Linked DNA regions of Homo sapiens: region 1 is linked to region 2. A link is an interaction called in ENCODE POLR2A ChIA-PET data of the cell type or tissue named here. Cell type or tissue: PC-9. All regions are shown on one strand. Each heading gives the region's core, and the rest is flanking DNA. Links, peaks and the distances in the headings are about the cores only. Region 1 holds the start of NPC1L1 (NPC1 like intracellular cholesterol transporter 1). Region 2 overlaps NUDCD3 (NudC domain containing 3).

The links. ChIA-PET counts read pairs that join two places held together with the same protein. Peaks named below come from ENCODE experiments on the same cell type or tissue, not always from the same donor. Only the 100,000 strongest peaks of a DNase experiment are listed, where the experiment ranks them.
Region 1: POLR2A ChIA-PET joins it to region 2 with 22 read pairs; 3 of 35 experiments call an interaction of 5 or more read pairs at or near these places.

Annotation. Positions count from the first base shown.
Region 1 is chr7:44,538,700-44,548,411 of GRCh38, reverse strand. NPC1L1 (NPC1 like intracellular cholesterol transporter 1) reads left to right here and starts at 7,082. Exons shown (of 19, transcript NM_001101648.2): 1 at 7,082-7,206; 2 at 8,070-9,595. The coding sequence starts at 7,153. RefSeq lists an enhancer at 7,789-8,410. In PC-9, for the core only: no CTCF peak of the experiment used is centred there; DNase peaks (open chromatin) are centred at 2,471, 4,141, 4,531 and 4,981; H3K4me3 peaks cover 1,054 bases; H3K27ac peaks cover 2,901 bases.
Region 2 is chr7:44,455,415-44,471,845 of GRCh38, reverse strand. The region is part of intron 2 of NUDCD3 (NudC domain containing 3); the gene reads left to right. It also overlaps the pseudogene RPL32P18. Among named protein-coding and RNA genes, the nearest start is that of NUDCD3, 27 kb to the left of the region's middle. In PC-9, for the core only: CTCF peaks have their summits at 8,106 and 8,316; no DNase peak of the experiment used is centred there.

The DNA.
Region 1 (9,712 bases), core at 1-5,000, 83 kb before region 2:
TCCCATTTGTCTGACTTGTGATTTTGCTGTTGCTGTTGAAAACTGGACATTTGACTATTATAATGTGATAAGTCTGGAAATCAGATTCTCTCTCTTCCTCAGCATTTTTTTTTAATTTCTGAAGACTGTAGTAATGTTTGTTTTTATACTTTCCCAAGCTATTTTTGCAAAGACTATTCATTGTTTTTTTGTGGTCACCAAAGTGTCTGTTTCTTCAGCTTGTGTTTAGCCAGTGTTTTGACAGAGATTTCCTTGAATGCCAGGAGCTAAAAAACAACACCAACACACACACACACACACACACACACACACACACGTACACACACAAGCATACCTCTCCTATCTTTTGCAAATTGGGGTTGGGACTCTTTTAACACTTAGCTAGGCTTGTTCTGAGCCTAGGATCAGCCTGCGACAAAAGTTTCAGGGCTTTTCTGAACATGTGTTTTGCCTTGTACATGCATGCGGCATTCTCAATTTCCTGTATACATAGCCGTTTTATTTTTGTTTGAGTTGGATCTCACTCTGTCGTCTAGGCTGGTGTGCAGTGACATGATCATGGCTCACTGCAGCCTTGAACTCCTGGGCTCAGGTGATCTTCTTGTTTCTGTTTCTCGAGTGGCTGGGACTACAGGAATGCACCACCATGCCCAGCTAAGTTTCCCTTCCCTTCCCTTTTCTCCTCTCCCCTTCCTTTCCCTTCCTCCTTTCTTTTCTCTTTTCTTTTCTCTCTCTTTCTTTCCTTTTCTTTCTTCTTTCTTTCTTTCCTTTCTTTTTCTTTCTTTCTTTCTTTCTTTCTTTCTCTCTCTCTCCTCCCTCCCTTCCTTCCTTCTTTCCTTCCTTCCTTTCCTTTTTTCTTTTGCTTTTTTCTTTCCTCTTCTTTCTTCTTTTCTTTCTTTCTTTCTTTCTTTCTTTCTTTCTTTCTTTCTTTCTTTCTTTCTTTCTTTCTTTCTTTCTTTCTCTTTCTCTCTCTCTGTCTCCTCCCTGCCACCCTCCCTTCCTTCCTTCCTTTCCTTTTTTCTTTTGCTTTTTTCTTTCCTCTTCTTTCTTTCTTTTTCTTTTTCTCTTTCTTTTTCTCTCTCTCTTTCCTTCTCTCCCTCCCTCCTTCCCTTCCCCCTCCCTCCCCCTCTCCTCCCCTCCCCTCCCCATCCTGTCCTTGTGTGAACATAGCTCACAGCAGCCTTAACCTTGAGGGCTCAAGTGATCTTCCTGTGTCTCTTCCAAGTAGCTGGGACAGCAGGTGCCTAACCTCCGTCTAATTATTTATTTTTTTCTGCTCATCCTCTGTGGGTTGGACCCACTGCCGAACCAGTCCCAATGAGATGAACTGGGTACCTCAGTTGGAAATGCAGAAATCACCCACCTTCTGCACTGGTCTCACTGGAAGCTGCAGATGGGAACTGTTCCTATTCGGCCATCTTGGCCCCTTCCAATTATTTATTTTTTTGTAGAGACAGGGTCTCATCATGTTTCCCAGGCTGGTTTCAAACTCCTGGGATCAGGGCAGGATCTTCCCACCTCAACCTCCCAAATTGCTGAGATTACAGGTGTGAGCCACCATGCCCAGCCTGCTTTTCTATTTTGTTGTAGAGACAGGCTCTCACTACCTTGGCCAGGCTTGTCTCAAACTCCTGGCCTCAAGCAGTCCTCTTGCCTTGGTCTTCCAAACTGCTGTGATTACAGGCATGAGCCACTGCACCTGGCGGCTTCTTCTTCTTCTTTTTTTTTTTCTTTTGAGTCAATGTCCAGCCTGGAGTGCAATGGTGCGGTATGGCTTACTGCAGCCTCAAACCCCTAAACTCAGATGATCCTCCCACCTCAGCCTCCCAAATAGCTGGGACTACAGGTACATGCCACCATGCCAGCTAACTTTTTTTACATTTTATTTTTTGTAGAGATGGGGGTCTTGCAATTATTGCCCAGGCTGGTCTCAAACTCCTGGCCTCAAGTGATCCTCCCACCTTGGCCTCCAAAAGCATTGGGATTACAGGCATGAGCCACTGTGCTTGGCTCAAAGCTGCTTTAAAAATTTATGTACATATATATATTTTAAGACAGAGACTTGCTCTACTGCACTGGCTGTAGTGCAGTGGCACAATCATGGCTCACTGCAGTCTCAAACTTCTGGGCTAAAGCAATCCTCCCGCTTCAGCCTCCCAAGTAGCTGGGACTACAGTTGCATGCCACCACCCCCAGCTAATTTTTAAATTTTTTGTAGAGACAGGGTCTTGCTATGTTGTCCAGACTGGTCTCAAACTCCTGGGCTCAAGCAATCTGCCTGCTTCAGCATCCGCAAGTGTTGGGGTTACAGATGTAAGCCACTGCGCCCACGAGTTGCTGCTGAATATCCAAATTGTCTAAGCTTCTCCTCTGGGTTTAAAATGGTCTATGGCATGTCTCTACCTATAACCTCTTGCCCCAGGCATCTTTTCTGAGCAATGTCCTGATTTTAGGTAAGAGATACAGCATCTTGCATCAGTTCTTCCAGGATCCCCCAGACAAGAACAGATGCACGTAATAGTTTGCAAATAAGGCCTGCTCTCTTTGGAGGAGGGAGCTGAGAACTGTACTACTGTTGTCTCAATTCCAAAACTGTTGACTGAGTGCAGTGGCTCACGCCTGTAATCCCAACACTTTGGGAGGCCAAGGCAGGAGGATCACTTGAGGCCAGGAGTTTGAGACCAGCCCAGACAACATAGTGAGACCCTATCTCTACAAACAATTTAAAACACTAGCTGGGTGTGGTGGCACATACATGTAATTCTAGCTTCTCAGGAGACGGAGGTTGGAGGATTGCTTGAGCCCAGGAGTTTGAGGCTGCAGTAAGCCATGATTGTACCAATACATTCCAGCCTGGGCTACAGAATGAGACCCTGCTTCAAAAAGAAAAAAAAAAAAAAAAGACCAAGACTGCTGCCATGCTGGGGAAGGGGTGGGGCAAGACTAAGTAAAAACACCACAAAACTTTGCTACTGTTTTGAAGATGGCCTTTTTTAAATTGAGTGTTTGCCTGGTTGCTGTAGGCCTTTGTTTTCTAGAGTGACAACAAAGTTGGTTCTGACAGTTTGGCTTGTTTATTCAGTGTTTCAGTTTGGAAATGAGAGCTTGGAGCTTCCTAGGCCACCATTTTGCTGATGTCATTTCCAATGGCATTTTTTGCATCTCGACTTTTTCCTCGCGTTCAATGCTTCAGGACCACAAGATGGTTGCTACAGCTCTAGACCTTCCATCTGTCTAGTGTGGCGAAAAGTGGGGAAGGCTAGAATATCATGCCAGCTGCATACCTCCCCTTTCATGAGGGAAGAAAAAGCCTTCCCACGGGGATCACAGGGCCCCTGCTAGCTGCAAAGGGGTCTGGGAGAACAGGGAGAGCCTCTCTCACCTGAGCAGTGGACACAATCCTTCACCAAAGAGTGCAGGTTCTGATGGCAAGAAAGACAAAGGGGCCACCGGCAGGCTCGTTACCCCAAAGAGCGAGAAGTAGGGGATGTGATTACTTACATCTGTACCAGTTAGAGTGTTGTACACATATCCAGCCAAGGTACCTGTGGCCCAGGTCAGGTGACTGGCTTAGCAATTTCACCTACCTTCCTCTCAGCCCAGATCCCCAAATTCTTTGAATGCTGTTGGGATGCAGAACAGCAAGTCAGCGAGTGATTTTTTTTAATTTAATTTTTATGAGTACACAGTAGATTATATATTTATGGGGTACATCAGATATTTTGATACAGATATACAATGTGTCATAATCACATCAGGTTGTAAATGGAGTGACCGTCACCTCAAGCATTTGTCACTTCTCTGTTACAAACATTTTAATTACACCCTTTTAGTTATTTTAAAATGTACTGCTGATTGTAATTACCCTGTTATGCTATCAAATACCAGCTCTTATTCATTCTATCTAATTATATTTTTGTACCCACCAACCATCTCCGCTTCCCCCTACCTCCCCACTACTCTTCCCAGCCTCTGGTAACCATCGTTCTACCTACTGTCTATTGCCATGCGTTTGTTTTCATTTTTAGCTCCTATAAATGAGTGAAAACACATGAAGTTTGTCTTTCTGTGCCTGGCTTATTTCAGTGAGTGATCCTCATGTCTCCAGGGCTTGTCTGTACATGACTCACCTGGGGCAGCCTCTGCCAGGTGTCACCCCGGAGCCAGCAACAAAGGGCTGCTCTGCTGATGGCTGCCTCACCCCCGGCTGCTCCCTCAGTGAACTGGCACAGCTCTGGGCCCCTCTCGGGACCTTCTCAGAGTAGCCACATTTCAGACCTGTCTTATGATTCTAACATCAAACTTATAATATCAATCTTACTAATACCAATAGAAAGTGGAAAATGAGGTATTATCTGGCAGTCATTAAATTAGTAAGTTCTAATGACAAACATAATACACGATGAAGGTGAGACTGTGGGAAGATGGTGCCTTTGCGAGTTGCCCATGTCAGTGGTAAGAGTCACGGCCCTCGGGAAATCACCGAGTCTTCATTACCCAAGACTGGCATCAACCCTTCACCAAATTCCAATAACTGAGAATCTGATAATTACCCAATAAATCCTAGATTAGCCTGAGGAAAGAAATGAGCTGTCCACGTAAGAGTCGTAAACATTGGGCCGGGGCTGGTGGCTCATGCCTGTAATCCCAGCACTTTGGGAGGCCGAGGCAGGCGGATCACGAGATCAGGAGATCGAGACCATCCTGGCTAACATGGTCAAACCCTGTCTCTACTAAAAATACAAAAATGAACCAGGCATGGTGGCACATGCCTGTAGTCCCAGCTACTCGGGAGGCTGAGGCAGGAGAATCATTTGAACCCAAGAGGCAGAAGTTGCAGTGAGCCGAGATTGCGCCACTGCACTCCAGCCTGGCAACAGAGTGAGACTCTGTCTCAAAAAAAAAAAAAAAAAAAAAAGAATGGTAAACATTGTACTCTGACTCACAAATCTCATCTAGGGGAACTTGTTTTAAGGAAATAAATTCAAAGAAGGAGGAAACATTGTTAGGTGCAAAGAAGTCAACCAGAAACTTATTTATCAAAAATGAACTATTGGGAACCGGCTCGACAGTCAGCACCAGAAGAGGAGAAGATCCACGCGTTCTGTGGACCATAACCTAGTCACGGACGTGCTGATCAGAGATTGAAGGCAACAGGGAGGATTTATGTGAAAAGTCAAGAGAAAAAGCAGGATGCATGTACATATCATATGGTTACAGCTCGGCACGTGTGTCCAGAGGCACCGGCAGCTGGGTTGGGAGATCGGGTGTGAAATTTTCACTGTCATTCCGAGCCGGATTGTGCCGCTGTTATGCTGCGTGTGTTTCACAAATGACCCCAGGAGACCACATAGCTGGACTCTATCTCTCTGTGGTGCTAGACTGGGCACAGCTGGGCTCCAGGGGCTTAGCCTAGACAGCCCCCATGGGAAGAAACATATGAAAGGCAGGGTGGGCCTTTCATATCTTTGTTCTGACACAGCTCTGTGCATGCCGACAGTGTCTTCTTGTCGCAAGTGCCCACGGCCCTGCCTAAGGCCCTTTGACACTGAAGGTGCCCGCCACGTGCTGGGGCGAAATCTTCCAGGAATGTCCTCTACCAGTGACAGATGAATGTGGTGGAAAGCTGTCTGTGTCCTTATTCCTTGGAGGGGACCTTCTTGGGCACGTCCCCACCAGTTCCCGGAGGTCCCTGGGGGCAGGAGCAAGCTCTTGGATGCATTCTGGTCAGCTTTCTTCCATCCCCTGGCTCATTCCCCATTCACCGACTGCTGTCATCTGGGGTCATCTCCCCAATAAACTCTTTGCACTGGGATCCTTGTTTCAGGATCTGTTTCTGGAGGAACTAGATGACAACACCGGGAACAGAGGACCTAGAGAGGCAGCTTCATGGGTGGTGGGGTGTCCGCCTCTGCCGGCCAGGGACTTGGGAGCAGTGCTGGGAAGGTGCTGGATGGAGCTGTCACTCACAGGGGCAGGTCCTTGGCTGCTGACTGTCTTCCTCTCCACTATGGCTGTCTTGAGAACTTAGGGGTCAGCCTGACCCTGCCTTGGCCCCCTTCCTCTCAGCCTCTGTCTTCTCCTGCATGAGGCTGGGTGGCTCCCCTGTGAATCAGGCAGGGGTCCACAGAACACTAGAGACAGGTCCCTTCCTGCAGCTGTCTCCAGTAGGTGGCCACGCAGGAGATGTTCCCAACAAGCTGCCCTTATCTGCAGCTCAGCTTTGGTAATGGGGGCCCATTACCAAATGGGGGTAAAGGTCATGGCCCATCCTGGTGATAGTGAGAACCCAAGGTAGGCCTTGAAGATTCCTATCAGGAGGGAGCAGAAAGTGTGTACCACACCCCTGGGCCCAGGTGGAGCAGGGCTGCTGCTCAAGGCTCCCAGCCATGCTCTGTCCCTTGCTAGGGGTGACCGGTGGGACAGGCCTGGGCAAGGGACAAGAGGGAGAAGGTCGGGGGGAAGAGGGGATGAAGAGCAAAGTGAGCAAAGGAGAGTCTTCCACTATCTGGGGTCTCTGTCAACTGTCAGGCCCTAGAGTGAGCTGTTCTTTCCCTTTGCTTCCTGGAGGAGGGGACTTTTGTCACTGCGTCACTCCACCCTGCCTGCCCCTCCGTTATCAGGCTGTTAATATTAATTAACAACAGTTGCTAGGGATGACAGTGCAGAGGGTTCCTCTGAGCCCATTGCTGGCCCTGGTCCCAAGAGGGGGTAGGGCAGAGCTGGGGTCTGAGGCTGAGCCAGGGAGGGTGCGGAGGTTCCTCGGCCATGCTGAGCTCCTGAGGCCGGGTCCCAGCCAGTGCCTGGTCCCATCTGTGCCTCCAGGCCCTGGCACCAACTCCAGCAGTGTTAGGGGCTAATAGCGTGGTCTCTCCCCTAGCTGACTCAGCCCTCTGGCTTCGGTCGCTTTGGGAAGTGAGTGGAGACCCTAGCACCTGCGTGATGAGGCTCATCTAAAGCGGGGGCCTGTGGACTGGGGCCAAACAGTGGGAGTGGTGGATCATTAACCAGCAGGGCTCAGCCTCATTGGTCCCTAACCCAGTCAGGCCAGGGTTGTCATCGAAGGGGAGGAGGCTGCCTTAATGTGTGTTCAGCCCTTGGCTGTTCCTGAGGCCTGGCCTGGCTCCCCGCTGACCCCTTCCCAGACCTGGGATGGCGGAGGCCGGCCTGAGGGGCTGGCTGCTGTGGGCCCTGCTCCTGCGCTTGGTGAGTCCCAGGGCTTGGCTCCACCTCCCCTGCGGCCTCCAGTTAGGGACCCTGGGGCCAGCCGTGTACCAGGCGAGCGTTACTGGGTGACAGCAAGGGAGCCTCAGGGCCTGCGGGCTGGGCAAGTCTCTGGACACATGAGGGATGCCAGGCCCCACAGAGGAGGGGTGCAGGTGGAGGGTTTCCAGGTTACAGGCTTGAATGCACACAGGGGTGAAAGAGGCTGCTGGACTGGGGTGCTCCAAGTCCCTCCTGTCACTGGCCCTACTGTGGGGTCCAGGCCTGCAGTTGAGGGAGGTCTGAGGCAAGGAGGTGCTGGGATGGGGTTACCTGGTGAGCATCACCTAGGGAGGACTGAGCACTCTGGAGGCTGGGAGAAGATCCAGCGCTGGCACCTCTTAAGTTCCTCGCTTACTTTGTGTCTGGGAGGTGGGTGACAGCTTTTGGCCTCAAGCAGGTGGTGGTAGTGGTGGTGGGAGTCGGGGGGCCTCCTGAACAGACTCTCCATGAGAGACCCTGGCCTCTGGATGTGGTGTACAGTGTGGGGACTCAGGCTGACTTTGACGTGGGCAGAGCCCGGGACCTTGGAGTCAGCTTTGCCTCCTTACCCATCTCTGGCCTCTCCAGCATGACTTTCCTAAGCTGCAGGTCTATCAGGCCACCCCCAGGAAGAAAGGCCAGTGTTGTCACTCCAACACTGGCTGGCTGGCACATGCCTCCAGGAGGCTTCCTACTCCCCACACTCCCCGCTTCCCTGCCCCTGCTCCATGTCCTTCTTACCCTCACACCCTCCCTGGCTGCCTGCTGCCTGGATGGCACCCAGCTGTGTCAGGGCCCACGCGTGATGTTGCTGTGCTCTGCAGGCCCAGAGTGAGCCTTACACAACCATCCACCAGCCTGGCTACTGCGCCTTCTATGACGAATGTGGGAAGAACCCAGAGCTGTCTGGAAGCCTCATGACACTCTCCAACGTGTCCTGCCTGTCCAACACGCCGGCCCGCAAGATCACAGGTGATCACCTGATCCTATTACAGAAGATCTGCCCCCGCCTCTACACCGGCCCCAACACCCAAGCCTGCTGCTCCGCCAAGCAGCTGGTATCACTGGAAGCGAGTCTGTCGATCACCAAGGCCCTCCTCACCCGCTGCCCAGCCTGCTCTGACAATTTTGTGAACCTGCACTGCCACAACACGTGCAGCCCCAATCAGAGCCTCTTCATCAATGTGACCCGCGTGGCCCAGCTAGGGGCTGGACAACTCCCAGCTGTGGTGGCCTATGAGGCCTTCTACCAGCATAGCTTTGCCGAGCAGAGCTATGACTCCTGCAGCCGTGTGCGCGTCCCTGCAGCTGCCACGCTGGCTGTGGGCACCATGTGTGGCGTGTATGGCTCTGCCCTTTGCAATGCCCAGCGCTGGCTCAACTTCCAGGGAGACACAGGCAATGGTCTGGCCCCACTGGACATCACCTTCCACCTCTTGGAGCCTGGCCAGGCCGTGGGGAGTGGGATTCAGCCTCTGAATGAGGGGGTTGCACGTTGCAATGAGTCCCAAGGTGACGACGTGGCGACCTGCTCCTGCCAAGACTGTGCTGCATCCTGTCCTGCCATAGCCCGCCCCCAGGCCCTCGACTCCACCTTCTACCTGGGCCAGATGCCGGGCAGTCTGGTCCTCATCATCATCCTCTGCTCTGTCTTCGCTGTGGTCACCATCCTGCTTGTGGGATTCCGTGTGGCCCCCGCCAGGGACAAAAGCAAGATGGTGGACCCCAAGAAGGGCACCAGCCTCTCTGACAAGCTCAGCTTCTCCACCCACACCCTCCTTGGCCAGTTCTTCCAGGGCTGGGGCACGTGGGTGGCTTCGTGGCCTCTGACCATCTTGGTGCTATCTGTCATCCCGGTGGTGGCCTTGGCAGCGGGCCTGGTCTTTACAGAACTCACTACGGACCCCGTGGAGCTGTGGTCGGCCCCCAACAGCCAAGCCCGGAGTGAGAAAGCTTTCCATGACCAGCATTTCGGCCCCTTCTTCCGAACCAACCAGGTGATCCTGACGGCTCCTAACCGGTCCAGCTACAGGTATGACTCTCTGCTGCTGGGGCCCAAGAACTTCAGCGGAATCCTGGACCTGGACTTGCTGCTGGAGCTGCTAGAGCTGCAGGAGAGGCTGCGGCACCTCCAGGTATGGTCGCCCGAAGCACAGCGCAACATCTCCCTGCAGGACATCTGCTACGCCCCCCTCAATCCGGACAATACCAGTCTCTACGACTGCTGCATCAACAGCCTCCTGCAGTATTTCCAGAACAACCGCACGCTCCTGCTGCTCACAGCCAACCAGACACTGATGGGGCAGACCTCCCAAGTCGACTGGAAGGACCATTTTCTGTACTGTGCCAAGTGAGTCCATGGTGGGGCCCAAGCGAGGAGTGGGCTGGGGCTGGGGCTGGGCTGCCATGGCCTCCTGGGAACCTGGCCGGGCATACAGCTGGTCCTGAAGGACCAGAGGTAGCTATT
Region 2 (16,431 bases), core at 5,949-10,948:
CCCTCGATTAGACCTGTTGCTTCATCTCTGGTTTGTTCATGGAGTCCGGATGAGCACCTAAAATCCTGTGTCATTTTGTGAGTCTTTGTCACCCCTTGCTTCTAAGAGGTATATCTAAGGTCTGTGTGTCACTTCTACTCTGTAGTGGCCTCAGTGTGTCCCTGAGTAGGTGATTCTGTGTTCTCTATCCTATGAGTGGTGGCTGTAAACACTTCTATGTGTTTACACACTCCTATGTGTTTACAAAAAACCTCTATGTGCCTTTCCTGTGCAAACTGTCCTTTGTGTGTCTTTTCTTGTGGCCACTCATGCTTGCCCTGCTCATTCTGTCAGCAGAGAAGTCAGGAGGAGGGGAGTGGGACTGACCTAGATCACCTAGCCCTGAGCTGGTTGTTACCATGTACAGTTGGCCCTCTGTATCCTTCGGTTCCACATCTGCAGATCCAACCAACCTTGGATTGAAAATACTAAAAAAGCCAAAACCATAAAAAATAACAATACAACAATAAAGATAATACAAATAAAAAATATTTAACAACTATTTACATAGCATTTTCATTGTATTAACTATTATAAAGCTAAAGATGATTTAAAGTATACATGAGGACGTGCATATGCAAATACTATACCATTTGATATCAGGATATCAGGGACTTGAGCATCGTTGGATTTTGGTATCCTTAGGGTTCTTGGAACCAGCACTCTGTGAATACCAAGGGACAACTGCATATCTACTTGTTGGGTACCATTTGTCGTCACCATGCAAGGCAGGAACTTTGTTCATTGTGGATTCTACTGCCTGGCACGTAGTTGGTACTCAGTAAACAGCTGAACAAATAATGATTGAAGTTAAAAGTCACATTGAAGATGATCAACCTTTGAATTTTAACATATCTCATGAATGCCACTCTTCAGTAACATTTAGTTTTTCTCATATTTTCACATTTGTGTATGTTCTCTGTCTTCTTAGGGCAACTCAGAGTTGTACTTTGAACTTGGTAGTAGTTTGAACTCTTGTTTTGGTTTGGTCAAAGTAAAGATAAATAAAAATAGTTAAAAGTTAAACTTGCTAGTAGAGTCCTGAGGCCACTTCTCTGTCTTCCAGACATTGTGCTGAGCCGTCAGGCTGTCAGCTGCCCCTTCTGGTTTTGTTGTTTGTGCTCTTGCCCTTCTTTCCCTTCCCTCATGGGTTGCTTCCCTTGCAGCCCCTGAGTTACAGATGCCCAGGACTATGCAGAGCCCGGTCCACGCAGGCCTTGTGCTCTCTGAGCCACGCTGTGAGGTAGTTGGAGTGACCTGAGTTTTTGTATCTCCTTTAATTAAGCCAAGGAATTTGCTGTGGAAGCAGCATCTGAGTGAGAGGCTAACATTGGGGGGACCTTAAACCGAGCCTGGGCGTGTAGGCAGCTCTGTCCTATAGGATTTGCTTTGAGACCCTCTGGAATAAGTCATCTCAAATGACTTGGCTGTGAGTTCTGTGAGCTGAGAAATCAGATTTGGAGCCTGTTATCTGGTCTTTAAAATAGCAGCTGTGGGATTCTGAAGAGTGAGGGTCAGATCTGTGGTCTGGCTGCTGGCTGCTGTGGTATGGAGTCAGTGTTCTTAGCTAACCAAAGACTAGCATATTCTCTCTCTCATATAACTGTTAATGTCTGTTTATTTTTTGGTCTTTTAAAAAAATCTTTGAATTTTAGATAATTCATATCTACCAAAAAAAATTGCAGAAGTCATGCGAAGAATTCTCACATATGCTCTTCACCCAGCTTCACCAAATGTTAGAGTCTTTTATAATGAGGGATTACCATTAGCTCATCTGTAGACCTTGTTTAAATTCTGCCTGTTGAATCATGTCCTTTATCCTTGGCTCAGGGTTCAATTTGTTATTGTCATTGTATTCGTGGTTGTGTCTCTCTTCAGTCTCCTTTATCTGGGACAGTGACAGTTTCTTAGTCTTTTCATGACCTTGACAGTTAAAGAGAACTGGTCCTTTTTTTTTTCCTTCATTGCCATTTTTTTTTTTCGTGGAATGTCCCTCATTATAGTTTTGTCTGATGCTTCCTTATGACTGTATTCGTGTTATATGTTTTTGGCAAGAATGCCACAGAAGAATACCATGGTGGGCCCTTAGTGTGTCATGCCAGGATTTGTCCCATTCCTTCTGATGTTAATTGTGATCATAACTGTGATCATTTGGCTGAATGGATGGCTGCACATTTCTTCCACTGTGGAGTTACTGTGTTCCTTTTTGTAATTAATAAGTATCTTGTGGGGAGATAACTTTGAGACTAGATAAATATCTTGTTTCTCAGCATACCTTTACCATTAATCTTAGCAACCACTGATTATTCTTGCCTGAAACAATTATTACTGTACTGTTTGCTAAATGATTTTCTATTTTTATCATTCTCTCTCCATTTATTATTTAGAATTATACTTGTCAAAAGACAAAATTATAACAAATTTAGTTTAAAGATCTAGTTGGCATTTGTGTTTCTAGAATTGGGCAACATCTCATTCTGTAAAATAGAATGAGTATTCCCATGAGCTGACCAAAGGAGGTAGGTTTTATAGGCAGAAAAGGGCTGAGAAAAGCAGACACAGAGAACAAAAAGCAGATGGGTCGTTTCAAAGTCACTTCCTCATAGGGTTGAAACAGGTAAGGGGTCTTCCTTACCTGCTGACTCAAGTTGACTGAAATCTCCTGTTTTTTTTTTTTTTTTTTTTTTTTTTGGTTTGTTTGTTTGAAAACTGGCCCTTTTTAAAGTTCATTTTGATTGTCTCTATTCTGGTTTGGTCTGGTGTGCTGGGGCCTTATGCAGGAGCTCAGTCCAAAACAAATGGACTGTAAGGACTGTAAGTTTCACATGCTGTAAGGAAGAGCTTTTCTTTCTCCTCTACTTATTTATTAGTTCTTGGTGTATGTCAGTGTGTATTCATGGATAGTTATTCCATAGGTTATGGTCCATTACTATTGTTTAATTGCTCAAGTGGCCTCTTGCAGTTGACTTTTCCTGTTAACATGTTTGCATCATTTTTCGAGCACTTCTTTATTTTCTTGTACACTACAGGAAGTTCCAGGTTTGAATTCTTCTCCTGCCCTGGCTGTGGAATGGACCCTTTCTCCAAGAAGTCCTTGGGTTTTGATAAGAGATTGAGATTACAAGCCAAGAGCTGGGCCTGCTGTGTTAGTTGGTGCTGTGGTGTCAGGCTTCTAGACTCTCCCAGTGGATGAGCAAGGAGGATACCTGTCTCTTGCCTTGTGGTTTGCTCCTTTAATCTCTGAAACTGTTACATTTATCTTTTTACTTCCTGATTCTAGTCTTTTTCCCCCTTTTAAAAAAATTATGTTATGGAATAAGAGTATGAATCTTGGAGTCTAGAGACCGGGCATTCAGTTGCTAGCTCTGACACTGATAAGCTGTCTGGCATTGAACAAACAAATTCTTTCGTCTCCCTGGGCCTTAGTTTTCTTTTCTTTTTTTTTTTTTTTTTTTTTGCAGTTTTTACATTTATTTAAACAGAAAACGTGCACACGAGCTGTCTACTCATTTTCTTCGCTGCGCAGCCTGGCATTGGGGTTGGTGACTCTGATGGCCAGTTGGGCAGCTGTTTCCACGATGGCTTTGCGGTTCTTGGAGGAAACATTGTGAGCGATCTCGGCACAGTAAGATTTGTTGCACATCAGCAGCACTTCCAGCTCCTTGATGTTGTGGACCAGGAACTTCCGGAAGCCACTGGGCAGCATGTGCTTTGTTTTTTTGTTGCTCCCATAACCAATGTTGGGCATCAAGATCTGGCCCTTGAATCTTCTACGAACCCTGTTGTCAGTGCCTCTGGGTTTCCGCCAGTTACGCTTAATTTTGACATATTGGTCTGACTGGTGCTGGATGAACTTCTTGGTTCTCTTTTTGACGATCTTGGGCTTCACAAGGGGTCTGAGGGCGGCCATGATGCCGAGGAGGAGATGGCTGCCACCTCCGTAGGCAGCGCCGAGGAAGAGAGCCTTTTCTTTTCTTTTTTTTTTTTTTACTGAGGTCTTAGTTTTTTTCTTATATACAATAGGGTGATAACAATTAAAGGGCTGTTGTAAGGATTAAATGAGATAGTATAATTAAAGCTTTCAGTATAAGCTAAGTACTAGGTTTGGTTCTTGGATTCAGCAAGTATTTATGGAATACTTTTTTTTTTTAGGGGCTTGGGGCAAATGGGGTTTAAGATTGCCAGCCTGCCCCAGTCTTTTGCCTCGTCCCTGCCGGGCCTCAATGGGGACCTTGATCTCTGACCTGCCCCTTGATCAAAGAGCTCCACCTCTGACTTGTCCCTTGATCTGGGAGCTTGGGTTCTAACTTGGCAGCCTGGATCAGGGTGATTGGCCTCTGGCTGATGCAGAGGAACCTCTGGCTTCTTTTTCTTCCTTTGAGCAGTTGTACAATTTGAGTCAGGAAGGGAGAGAGGATGGCTTCTTTCTGGCCACCCACTAGCAGAAGTCTTGGAGTGGGCGCTTCGCCGTTCCCATGTTAAATGAGCAGTTCTGATTCTGTCTGGGCACATTCTACTTCTGAAAGCAAAATTTCACACCGATCTCTGTGGGTGGTATTATTGTGAGGACCATTGGAAGGGACTCTCCTTCCTTCCCTCCTTTTCTGTCATAACTTTTCTATCTTTATTGACCCATTCTTCAGTAGGGGTGAGATGCTGGTTCAGCAGGCCCTGTAATAGCAGCACACTCTGCCCTGCAGAGGTTGGAGGAAGTGACACCCAACCTTCTTCACCACGGGGGGCTGGTGAGGGTGAATGTGGGGAAAGAAACCAGTCAGTGCCCCTCAATCTTCACTGCTGATAGCTGAGCCACACCATAGATTTGGACCAGAATCTTCTCCCAAGGAGGGCCAGTGCTCTCTTCCCATGACCCTCATAGCAGAGTCTGAAACAGCAGTCTGAGTGGGTCACACGTTCCCTCACCCGGTGGGGCTTTGTGACCTAGTGATTCATGGGAAGCGGGGGTGTTTGCACACTTTCTCCCTCCTGCCCACTAGCATGCCTCCTGCTTTGCAGGCTCACCCAGAGCTTTCTATTCTGCTGCTGCTAGAGCTTCCCAATAAGTGGGTAGGTAGGACTAGCTGTGACCTAGAAAACACTTAGCATTATCCAAGTGTCCCTAGTGAAAAGCTGAATAAAGCAGGAGAAATGTCACTTTGGATGCTCAAGTTCTCCTAGGAGAACAAACTTCCAGACCTTTTGTTTCCCCTAATTTTTGAAGGCAGCATGGCTGAGCCCAGAACCACATGGCTGAGCCTGGTACCAGAGTGGCTGGCAGGATGAGCACTTCACAGATTGGTGTGGTGACTAGCAGCCTCCTTCCTGAGGCCTTTGGGGCCCTGCTGACTGTACTGGGTCTTAAGTAAGAAAAACAGAAAACTGTTTCTCTCTCCAAGGAAAACAAGCAATAAACCCCATGTACATACCTCCCTGAGTTCTGAGTAAGAAAGGAAACCAGGCATGGTGGCCCCAGAAGTGTTCAGGGCATATGGGTATGATCCCTTGCCCGAGTGGGTTGGCAGTGTCCTCTTGAGAGGCTTTTTGTGTCTGCTGAGTATTTTCCAATTTAGGGTGGCTCAGGGGATGGGATGAGGATTCTTCAACTTTTTCCTTGTTTTTTAGCTTTTTTCCTTCTCAAGTTGGCCCTGGGTGGCTGTCCCTGCTTCTAGGGGCCATTGTGAGCTTTACATTGGTGCAGTGCTGGCTCCTGGCAGCAAGCATCTGGCTTATACCACTGAGATGTCTCATGTTGGGTGGCTGTGCCACCCAGGCTTCCATGGTCCTGGGTTCACTGGTCATTTCTTTCCCAAAAGTATGCATTCACGAGGTCAGCTTTGTATCTTTGGGGCCAAGCATCTGTGATTTTGCTGCTCTAGCTTTTATTTAGATTTGACTCTCTTGCACCCCTTTTACCCTGGAACTTCCTATTTTTCCGTAAAAGTTTTTCTTTATTTTTTTTAACTGGTGTTTTGAAAAATGCTGTATGCATATATCAAAAACAATTTGAGAAGTACGGTGGGGTGTATAGTAGAACTTTGGTGGTCTTCTCACTCACGGCCCTGTCTGTGGCTCTGTTCTGCTCTACACAGTGAGGTGACTGTGTTTATCCACTCTACCCTAAGTGGCTGCTGTTACCAGTGTCTGGTGTACCGGTCAGGAGATAGTCTATGAAAATACAAGCATACTTATCTATGCCTGTCTTCTTACTTTTTTCTTTTTTGGTTAATACAGTTTATTTTTAGACTGACTTTAGGTTCACAGCAAAATTGAGCAGGAAGTGCAGAGAGTTCTCCCTGTGCCCATGGCCTCCACGATTAATGTCCCACATTCTCTACTTTTTCAGTTTTAACCTTTCCACAGATGATAGTGGCTGTATACACTGCTCATCCACATCAGTCTCAGTGGGTGTCTGCTGTGTTCTCTAACGGCTGTTCAGAAGTTTCCCACTTCATGTGGACAGGCCTTAAGGTGTTGATGTTTTACTGTGTGAACTGTGCTGTGGCTGTCTGTATTCTCTCAGCCTCATTTCTGGTGGAATTACGGGAGAATGATGTGAGATGACTGTGAGATTTTTAAAATCACTAAAAGTTTCTTTATAGTAATATAGAGGAAAATTAGAAAATACATGTAAAAAACATTAAGATTAAGGAAATTTAAAATGCTCTCTGGAAATGTCCTGGGGATGTCCCATGCTCGTGTGGGGTCTAGGGCACAGGGCGGAGAGCAAAGCATAGGTGTTTGAACTGGTGCTGCTGAGGTGGAGCAGAGCACATGTGTCAGCTTCTGTTTACACCTTCGTTTGGGCCCTTCTGCTCCCCTGCCACTTCCCTGAGCCCTGCCCTCGGCTCGGCCCCTGGGATGGATGTGGGTTATTGTTTTTGGCACTGTAAGAGGAGGGAATTTAGAATAAGGAAAAGAGGGTTGAGATTCTGTACTAAATGCCAGTATTGTTGGGTGTCTTAATCTAAAAGCTGGAATGGGGATAACGCTCCTTCTAAAAGGGTATTGGTCCATAGAATAAGAAAAAATTGAAGCTTATGTAAAGATTTGGTGGGCCGGGCATGGTGTCTCACACCTGTAATCCTAGCCCTTTGGGAGGCCAAGGCGGGCAGATTACTTGAGGCCAAGAGCTCGAGACCAGCCTGGCCAATGTGGTGAAACCCTGTCTCTACTAAAAATACAAAAATTAGCTGGGTTTGGTGGTACATGCCTGTAATCCCAGTTACTCAGGAGGCTGAGGTGGGAGGATTGCTTGAGTCTGAGAGGTGGAGGTTGCAATGAGCCGAGATTGTGCCATTGCACTGGGTGACACAGCAAGACTCCACCAAAAAAAAAAAATTGTTGATCTAGTCAAGGTACATTTCTCTGCCTGATGTTTTCTGAGACATGGGTGTATGATTTGTCTGTGCTATATTGTGTTCTAACCCAGAGGCCGTGAAATGAAAAAAACGTAATTTAACTCAAATTAATGGGACTGTGGCGCTCTTTTTCTTTCTAGTTGGCCTGCTGTCACTTTGAGGGACTGTTATTTGGAGGAAGTTAATTTGGGAAACGATTCTTGCTTCGTTTTCTTTTTCTTTTTTTTTTTTTTTTGAGATGGGGTCTTGCTCTTTAACCCAGGCTGGAGTGCAGTGGCATGATCTTGGCTCACTGCAACCTCTTCCTCTCGGGTTCAAGCAATTCTCCTGTCTCAGCCTCCCAAGTAGCTGGGACTACAGGCGTGCACCACCACGCCTGGCTAATTTTTGTATTTTTAGTAGAGACGGGGTTTCACCATATTGGTCAGGCTGGTCTCGAACTCCTAACCTCAGATGATCCACCTGCCGCAGCCTCCCAAAGTGCTGGGATCACAGGCGTGAGCCACTGTGCCCGGCCAGGAAATGATTCTTTTGGTCCCTCATACTGCTTGTGAAGTTGTAGAAGTACTAAATTCCCATTTCATCCAGAAAATATATTTCTTTGAAAATGTCCGTTGATTTTTTTTTTATTTAGTAAAAATACATTCCTTTTGTAAATAGATAAAACTCAAGACCCCTTTGATCATCCCTCAAGCCCAGTATTCTCCCAGAGATAACAATTGTTCTTGGGCTCACCTTTTATTTATTTATTTTAATTTAGTGATTCCAGTTTTTAATGTTTAAGATTGCTGGTTGATTCTTATGAGTGTAATATCCTCTCACACCACTTGGAGGCTGTTGATTGTGCCTGTTTTTAAGTCTTGTGTCTTTACTAACTCTGTGTTCTGCAGCATCACTTCTTTAGGTGTAGAATTTGTTGCCCTTTTCTCAGGGTTTGGGGATACTCAGCTGTGTATTAACTTTTAAATTTGAGGTTCCTGTTAGCCTGTCTGGATGCTGCATCAGTTTTCCAAAGTTGGTCTCTAGACATTGTTGGTGGCTTGGCTGGGCATGGACTATGTCAGCTGCTAGTTCTCAGGGATGGCAGGCTCCGTGCCCTCTGTGGGTGTCACCAGCTTGTCCTCCCAAACCAAGTGTCCAACTCTCCTTCTCTCTGGGTTCAATGCCACTTAGGTTCAAGTGAGTGGAGTTACATATGTGTTTTTGGGGAGGGGCAGGAGGTCATTCCATTGTTATACCCTAACCACATTGTCCCTTGATACTCACAAAGACAAACTAGAGCGGGCTAGGGTTTCTGGGCATCTCTGCCTCCTGACCCTATCGGGGTCAAGACACACCCAGGCTGCATGTGTAGCCTTCGCTTAGTGTCATATATTCAGTGCCAGCAGCTATCTCATGAGGGCCATGGGCACTCATACAATGCAAAAGATACTATAAATCTTTTGTATCTTTGTGTATACACACACACACACACACACACACACACACACACACACACACACAGCCTGGTTGTGTCTTGATTGGTAACCCAGAATACACAGGCAGTGTTGCTTTGGTGATGAGTATTTTCAAAAAGGCAATTACATTTTAGTAAAGGCCAGAATCAGACATGTTGTATTCCTGGAAAATTCATGATATAATAAAAGCATGCAAAAAATTATTTGGGTTTTTATCTAAAATTGAGTTAGGTTACAGGCTCAGAAGAATGTTAAACAGCTTCTGTCTACCTGCATGTCTAATGGGATGTGTGAAGGTAATGCAGGGCAGGGGACAGTGCCCATTGACTGCCCCAAGGACACCTAACGCTGCCCACACACTCCCAAACTCCCAGGAGGCAGGGCCTACCCTCCCTTTGAGAGCTGCTGATCAAGTAGGAGTTTTCTGTTTTCATTCATATTTGAAAAGTTGGAATAATCTGCTTTATGATGTCTTTATTCCCTGAAAAGTTAAGCTAATAATATTGGTCAGTGTTTTCCTATTTAGGAACATTTTCTGAACATGTGGTCATTAGGGGATTTTAGAGTATAAGTTATGTATCTGTTAATTTTTTCTGGGTAATTATGTGGTTGAGATGCTAGTGGCACACATTATGGTTACATTTGTTCAGTAACTGTAACTCGAGCCCTGGAAATTAGGCTTCTATAAAATTTCATAGCAATTCATGAAATGTTGTTTGTAAGCAAAATGTACCCAGCTCCTTGACTAAAGTTACCTTAAATATTCTTAAAGATAGAGAGGTAATACGCATTTCTTTTTCTCTTTCTGTATGTGTGTATATATGAGAGAGAGAGAGAGAGTGTGTGTGTACATGTCCCTGATAATTCCTATCTCAGAGCAGTGGAAGTCCTCTGAGTTTGATAATATGCTTTGCATGTGCTATATTTGTGGACTGCCTCAGAACATCTCTTGGGGAGACTACCTGGGTTCAGGGACCACCTGCCTATGCACCTGAATCATGTGAGCCCTGATTTTATTTACCACGGAGCCAGGCACTTGAACACTGTCCCATCCCAACTGTGTCCATCCCAACTGTGGACAGCTTTTACACGGTCCACCTCCTTGCCTTCCAGGACCCCTTCCTCCCTTCTCCTTGGCTTCTGTGGCCCTGCACCCATGAAGGCCAGCACAGGCACCACCTTCTCTAGGAAGCATTTCTGGCATTTGAGAAAATGAGCTTTCACACAGTCTGGGTTAGGGCCCGGATCCCAAACTTTCTGTTTCTTTGTTTCCTCCCCCTTTCAACCATTATGGCTGAGGTGTGGCCATTCTGCATGTCACATGGCTGGTGAAAGACTCCTTTCTCTCTCTCTTTGGTGCTTCTTCAAAGGCTCCTTCACTTTCAATGGTATAGGTCAGATTGTACCATGTGTCTGCGGCTGACTCAATCATGGTAGCTTTTCTGTCCTTCCCATAGCATCCCTAACAGGCAGGAAATGATTTAGTCTTTATGAGTGTGCCTCCCCCCACAGGGAGACAGCCTTTTCCTGTTGCAGATCACACTGATTTTAAGAGAAGACTTCTCTTCATATGCAGCTTGCCCTTCTATCCTCCCATCCCATGTATATGTGGCATACCTTCTATGATGTTTCAGGCTCTGTTCTAGCAGTCAGACATATAGAGTGGGAGATGCTCAAGGGGCTCACAGTTTAGGGGGAGCTTGGACAAACTGTTGCAATCCCATGTGATGAATGCAGAGGAAGGGTCCAGACCCATTTTCTGGAATGTCAGAAATACTTCCTGGAGAAGGTGATGCCTGTGCTGGCCTTCATGGGTGCAGGGCCGAAGAAGCCAGGAGAAGGGAGGAAGGGATTCCTGGAAGGCAAGGAGATAGAAGAAAGCATTTGAGTTGTGTCCAGAGAATCCCCTTGGGAGGGGTATAGTCTTGAAGGAGCGTTTTGAGATAAGCAGAGTTGAACCCGTCGGGTTTTTAGGCCTGTTGTCTAGGACTACCTAGGATATGTGGTAGGAGAAAAGAATTATCACACCGTTCAAATACATTTTTAAAAATAATGAAAGATTTTCCAATGGAGGAAAACTAAAATCCTTTAATGCAGATTTTGCAAAAAAGCGTTTTTGCCAAGTGTTGACTAGTGTAGAGTTAATTCATTTGGAGTAATGTTTTATAGTATTTGTGAAATTTAGTATAGGTTAGAGTTAGTACTGGATCCAGGGTTTAAACTTTTGTTTTCTCTTTCTTTCCCCCCAAATTAAAGCATCCTATCCTTTTCATCTTAATTTCATTCATATCTTCATATTACGTTTTTGAGATAGCTGTTTATTTTTTTGAGGGGGAAATAGTGACATAAATAGGTTTAGAACCTCAGGTGGCTTAAAACCCCAGATGTAGTCAGTGGTAAATTTTTTTTTTCTTGGTTAGTCTAGTTTTGGTGTTGGTAAGTATTATATATGCTGGTGGGTTTTTAAAAAGGGCACGTGGTAGAGTCTGGCATACTATTTGGAGTCTTGTGGTAGCTGCCCACTTCCTGCTAATGCAGTAGAGCATGTTCATAATGGCCTTATATGCTTTCCTTCCTAGGGCAGGCCGTACTTAGTCATACCAGGTAAGAAATATGTTTTAAAATTTTAGTTAAACAGTTATGATGATAGCTTATAGTTTACTTTGCATTTCTTTATTTATAGAAAGATTACATTTTCTACACAGTGATTTACTGTTGTTATTTCCTACTTTGTTAACTCATTAACTCCACTTACTCATTGATGGGAGTCTGGATATTATCCTTCTGTAGTTTTACAAATCCTCACATTTTCTTATTCACTGCTTTTCTTCTATCAGTTGATTCACTGAATTTAGTGTGGGGATTTTACCACATCGATACTGCCTTCAGTGATTTTCTTTATGTTAGATTTTAGAAATTTCTCTCTGCTTTAATGTTGTAGGCTAAATATACCATTCCATTGTCTACTAAAGGGCTCAAGACTGTTCTTTAATATTGTTTGATTTCTTTAAAATGAATTCCACTGTGACTTGATCAAGTTTTGTATTATACCACTTGGGGACTTTAATTGATATTATGTTAAAACTCCATATTAACTTGAAGAGTATGATCAGTTTTGTTCTCGTTAAATTTTCCTGTTAAAAGGAAGCATATCATTCTATTGTTGGTGGCTTCCTTTTTTCTGTCATTAAATTCAGTTACAGAAAGTTGCCCTCAAGAATTATATACAAATCTCATGTGTCCTCAGATCCATTAGTAGCCATACAGTTAATGTTTGTGTTGCTTTTAGCAATGGTATCTTCTTCTCCACCATATGTTATAGATGTGTGACAGTTAGGAAAGCAGTTGTTTAATTAATTACAAAAGTAATTTGGAAAATTTGGAAAATAGAATTATCCAGTTCTATCACTATTATTACCTTGTTCAATTTTCTTCTGATTAAAACAATTATATTTGCTAGTTCTTTATTAGACAATTATAATATTAGAAAATACATGACCACAGGTCTAGGCATGGTGGCTTATTCCTGTAATCCCAACACTTCAAGAGGCCGAGGCAGAAGGATTGCATGAGCCCAGGAGTTCCAGACCAGCCTGGGCAACATAGTGAGATCCCGTCTTGAAAAATTAGCCAGGCATGGTGGTGCATGCCTATAGTCCCAGCTATTCAGGGGGCCGAGATGGGAGAATTGCTTGAGCCCTGTAGGTCAAGGCTACAGTGGGCCATGATCGTGCCACTGCACTCAGCCTGGGCAACCAAGTGAGGCCCTGTCTCAAAAAAAAAAAAAAGAAAAAATTAAGAAAAATCCATCTACAATAGAATATATATAAAAAAATACTTAGGAATAAATTTTTAAAACTCCAAAACTAATAATACTCCCAAAACAACACAACATTGTTGAAAGGAATTTCTTCTTTATAATCCTGCAGCCATTGTCAATATACTGTGAGATGTCCTTGCACACCTTTCTCCAGGCTCATACACATGCTTGTATGTATGCATACACATCACCACACACACACACACACACACACACACACACACACACACACACAGCACTCCCCGTCTAATCCTGCAGCCAGTGTCAGTATACTGAGATGTGTCCTTGCACACCTTTCTCCAGGCTCATACACATGCTTGTATGCATGCACACACATCACACCAAGTGCACATGGCACACCATACCAGACACATGTACGGTTTTAAAAACTTGAGATATAGTTCACGTATCTTAAAATTTGTACTTTAACATGTACAATTCAGTGCTTTTCACATATTTACAAGGTTGTATAACTACCACTATTATCTAATTCCAGAACTTTTTTTTTCCCCCGAGACAGAGTTTCGCTCTTGTTGCGCAGGCTGGAGTGCAATTTCACAATCTCAGCTCACTGCAACCTCCGCCTCCCAGGTTCAAGTGATTCTCCTGCCTCAGCCTCCCAAGTAGCTGGAATTACAGGCATGCTCACCATGCCTGGCTAATTTTTTGTATTTAATAGAGACGGGGTTTCACCATGTTGGTCAGGCTAGTCACAAACTTCTGACCTCAGGTGATCCACCTGCCTCAGCCTCCCAAAGTGCTGAGTTTACAGGTGTGAGCCACCATGTCTGGCCCCAGAACATTTTTATTACCTGAAAAAGAACTTTGTATGCATTAGCATTCACTCCTCATTTTCTCTCAAACCTCCCAGCCCTAGGCAATTACCAGTCTACTTTGCCTTTGTAGATTTGCCAATTCTGACATTTCATATAAATGGAATAATACATTATGTGGCCTTTGTGTCTGGCTTTTCTCACTTAATGGAGTGTTTTCAGGATTCATCCATGTTGTAGCATTTATCAGTACTTCATTCCTTTTACTGACAGAATAATATTTTATTGTATGGACATACTTCATTTTGTTTATTCATCGGTTGGTGGACAGTTGGATTGCTATTATGAGGAATAGTGCTATGAACATTTGTATACAAGCTTTTGTGTAGACATATATGTTCATTTGTCTTAGGTATATACCTAGGAGTATAAATGCTGGGTCCTGTTAAACTGTATGTTTAACCTTTTGAGGAAGTGCCAGGCTGTTTTCCAAAGCAGTTCCACCATTGTACACCAGCAATCTATGGGGATTCCAATTCCTTCACATCCTTGCCAAAACTTATCTATTTTTTTTGATTGTGGCTATTCTAGTGGGCATGAAGTGGGATCTCATTGTAGTTTCCATGTGCATTTTCTAGTAACTAAAAATGTGTATTTTTTCATGTGCGTTATTGGCTATTTGTATATCTTTGGAGAAATAACTATTCAAACTCTTTAACCATCTTTATGTAGTCTACATACAAGTCCTGTATTACATATATAATTTACAAATATGTTTTCCCATTAGTTTCGTAGTTTAAAACATGTATTCCTAAGTATTTTATTCTTTTTTGAGTCTATTGTAGATGGAATATTTCTTAATTTCATTTTCAGATTGTTCATTGCTAGTTTATAGGAATACAATAGATTTTTGTATAGTGATCTTGTAACCTGCAGCTTTGCTAAATTTGTTTATTAATGCATAGTTTTTAGTGGATTCCTTAGGATTTTCTATATACAAGATCTTTTCATTTGCAAACAGATAATTTTACTTTTTTCTTCTCATCTGGATACTATTTATTTTCTTGCTTAACTCCCCTGGCTAGAACTTCTAGTACAAAGTTGAATAGAAATAGTGAGAGTAGGCACCCTTGTCTTATTCCATTCATCGGGGAAAATGTCTAGTGTTTCACCATTGAGGATGATGTGAGCTACAGTCCTTACTTTTTGTTAAATCTCATGATTCAGTTGACAGAATCCTCTAGTAACCTCGCTAGAAAGTGACCATGACACAGAAAGTTTTTGAGACCTCATCAGGGGTCACCAACTTCCTTGATTTGCCTGGGATTGAGAGATTATTGGGACATGTGAATTTTAGGTTTTTTTTTTTTTAACCAGGTTATATCTGGGTAAATAGTTTACCTAGGACTGAGGGAATTCCCAGGATGTGAGACTAATGCTGCTGAAGCCAGGAAAATCCTGGACAAACCAGGATGAGCTTGTTACCCTGCCACATGCCTGAAAATGCTTTTTTTCTATCTTTATGTTTGATCGATAGTTTGAATCTGTAGAACTTAAGGTTGGAAATATTCCCTGCATTCCTCCATTTTCTTCTAGCTTACAGTTTGACCCTTAGGAAGTTGATGTAAATTTTTTTTTTTTTTTAAGATTGGTCTTGCTCTATCACGCAGGCTGTATTGCAGTGGTGCAATCATGGCTCACTGTAGCCTCGACCTCCTGGGCTCAAGCAATCCTCTCACCTCAGTCCCCTGAGGAGCTGGGACCATAGGCATGTGCCACCATGCCTAGCTAAAGTAGAGATGAGGCCTTGATATGTTGCCTAGGCTGGTCTTGAACTCCTGGGTTCAAGCCGTCCTCCCATCTTGGCCTCTTAAAGTGTTCAGATTATAGATGTGGGCACCATGCCTGACCCTGATTGTGCTTTTGATATGACAAGTCGAGTGCAATAGTGAGAAGTGGGGAAAGAGTAGAACAAGGAGTTTGCTCGAGTTTAACCTTGTGCTGGTACTTGCTCGGCCTTTAAAGCTGAAGATTCATGTCTTTCATATCAGAATTTAAGAAATTTCCTTAAATTCTTTCTGGTTATCTGCTTTCCTTTATTTTCTTTGTTCTCTAGTTCTTCAGTTATTCAGATATTTGATCACTAGTTTCATTTTTCTAATTTTTTTTTTCCTATATCCTGTGTCTCTGACTTTTTATTCTTTTTGTGGGGAAAACCCACACATGACTTCCTCGGCTATGTTCTCTAATCCTAGTGTTGAGGTTTTTTTTCTTTGCTATCATTATTAGTTTCTAAAAGCTCTTTTCTTGTTTTCTGGAAGTGATTGTTATTGTTGTTTGTTTTTTTGTTTTTTTTTTTTTTTTTTTTTTTTTGAGACGGAGTCTCGCTCTGTCGCCCAGGCTGGAGTGCAGTGGCGGGATCTCGGCTCACTGCAAGCTCCGCCTCCCGGGTTCACGCCATTCTCCTGCCTCAGCCTCCCAAGTAGCTGGGACTACAGGCGCCCGCCACTACGCCCGGCTAATTTTTTGTATTTTTAGTAGAGACGGGGTTTCACCGTTTTAGCCGGGATGGTCTCGATCTCCTGACCTCGTGATCCGCCCGCCTCGGCCTCCCAAAGTGCTGTATTGTTGTTTTTTAAGCAATATTCTTTACTTGTTTCAAGGCTGCAAAGTTGTGTCATTGTTCTGAGCAGGTAGACACATGCTCTTATGTGCTCTTACACGTGTTCTTACACTCACATTTACCTGCACTAATGCACACTCACATGCACTCACACACACACTTGCGCTGTCATGCACACTCCCAATGCATACTCACATGAGCTGTCACACATATGTACACACACAATTTCTCACACACATGCCTGAAGGATTGGGCTTGGAGGGAAAGAGGGAAAGGTTTTGTGTGAGGAGCTTGTGGAAGAGGTAGCAGTCCTGGGCCAGACTGGCTGGGAGGATGCAGTGAGCTGGGAGATGTGCAGTGA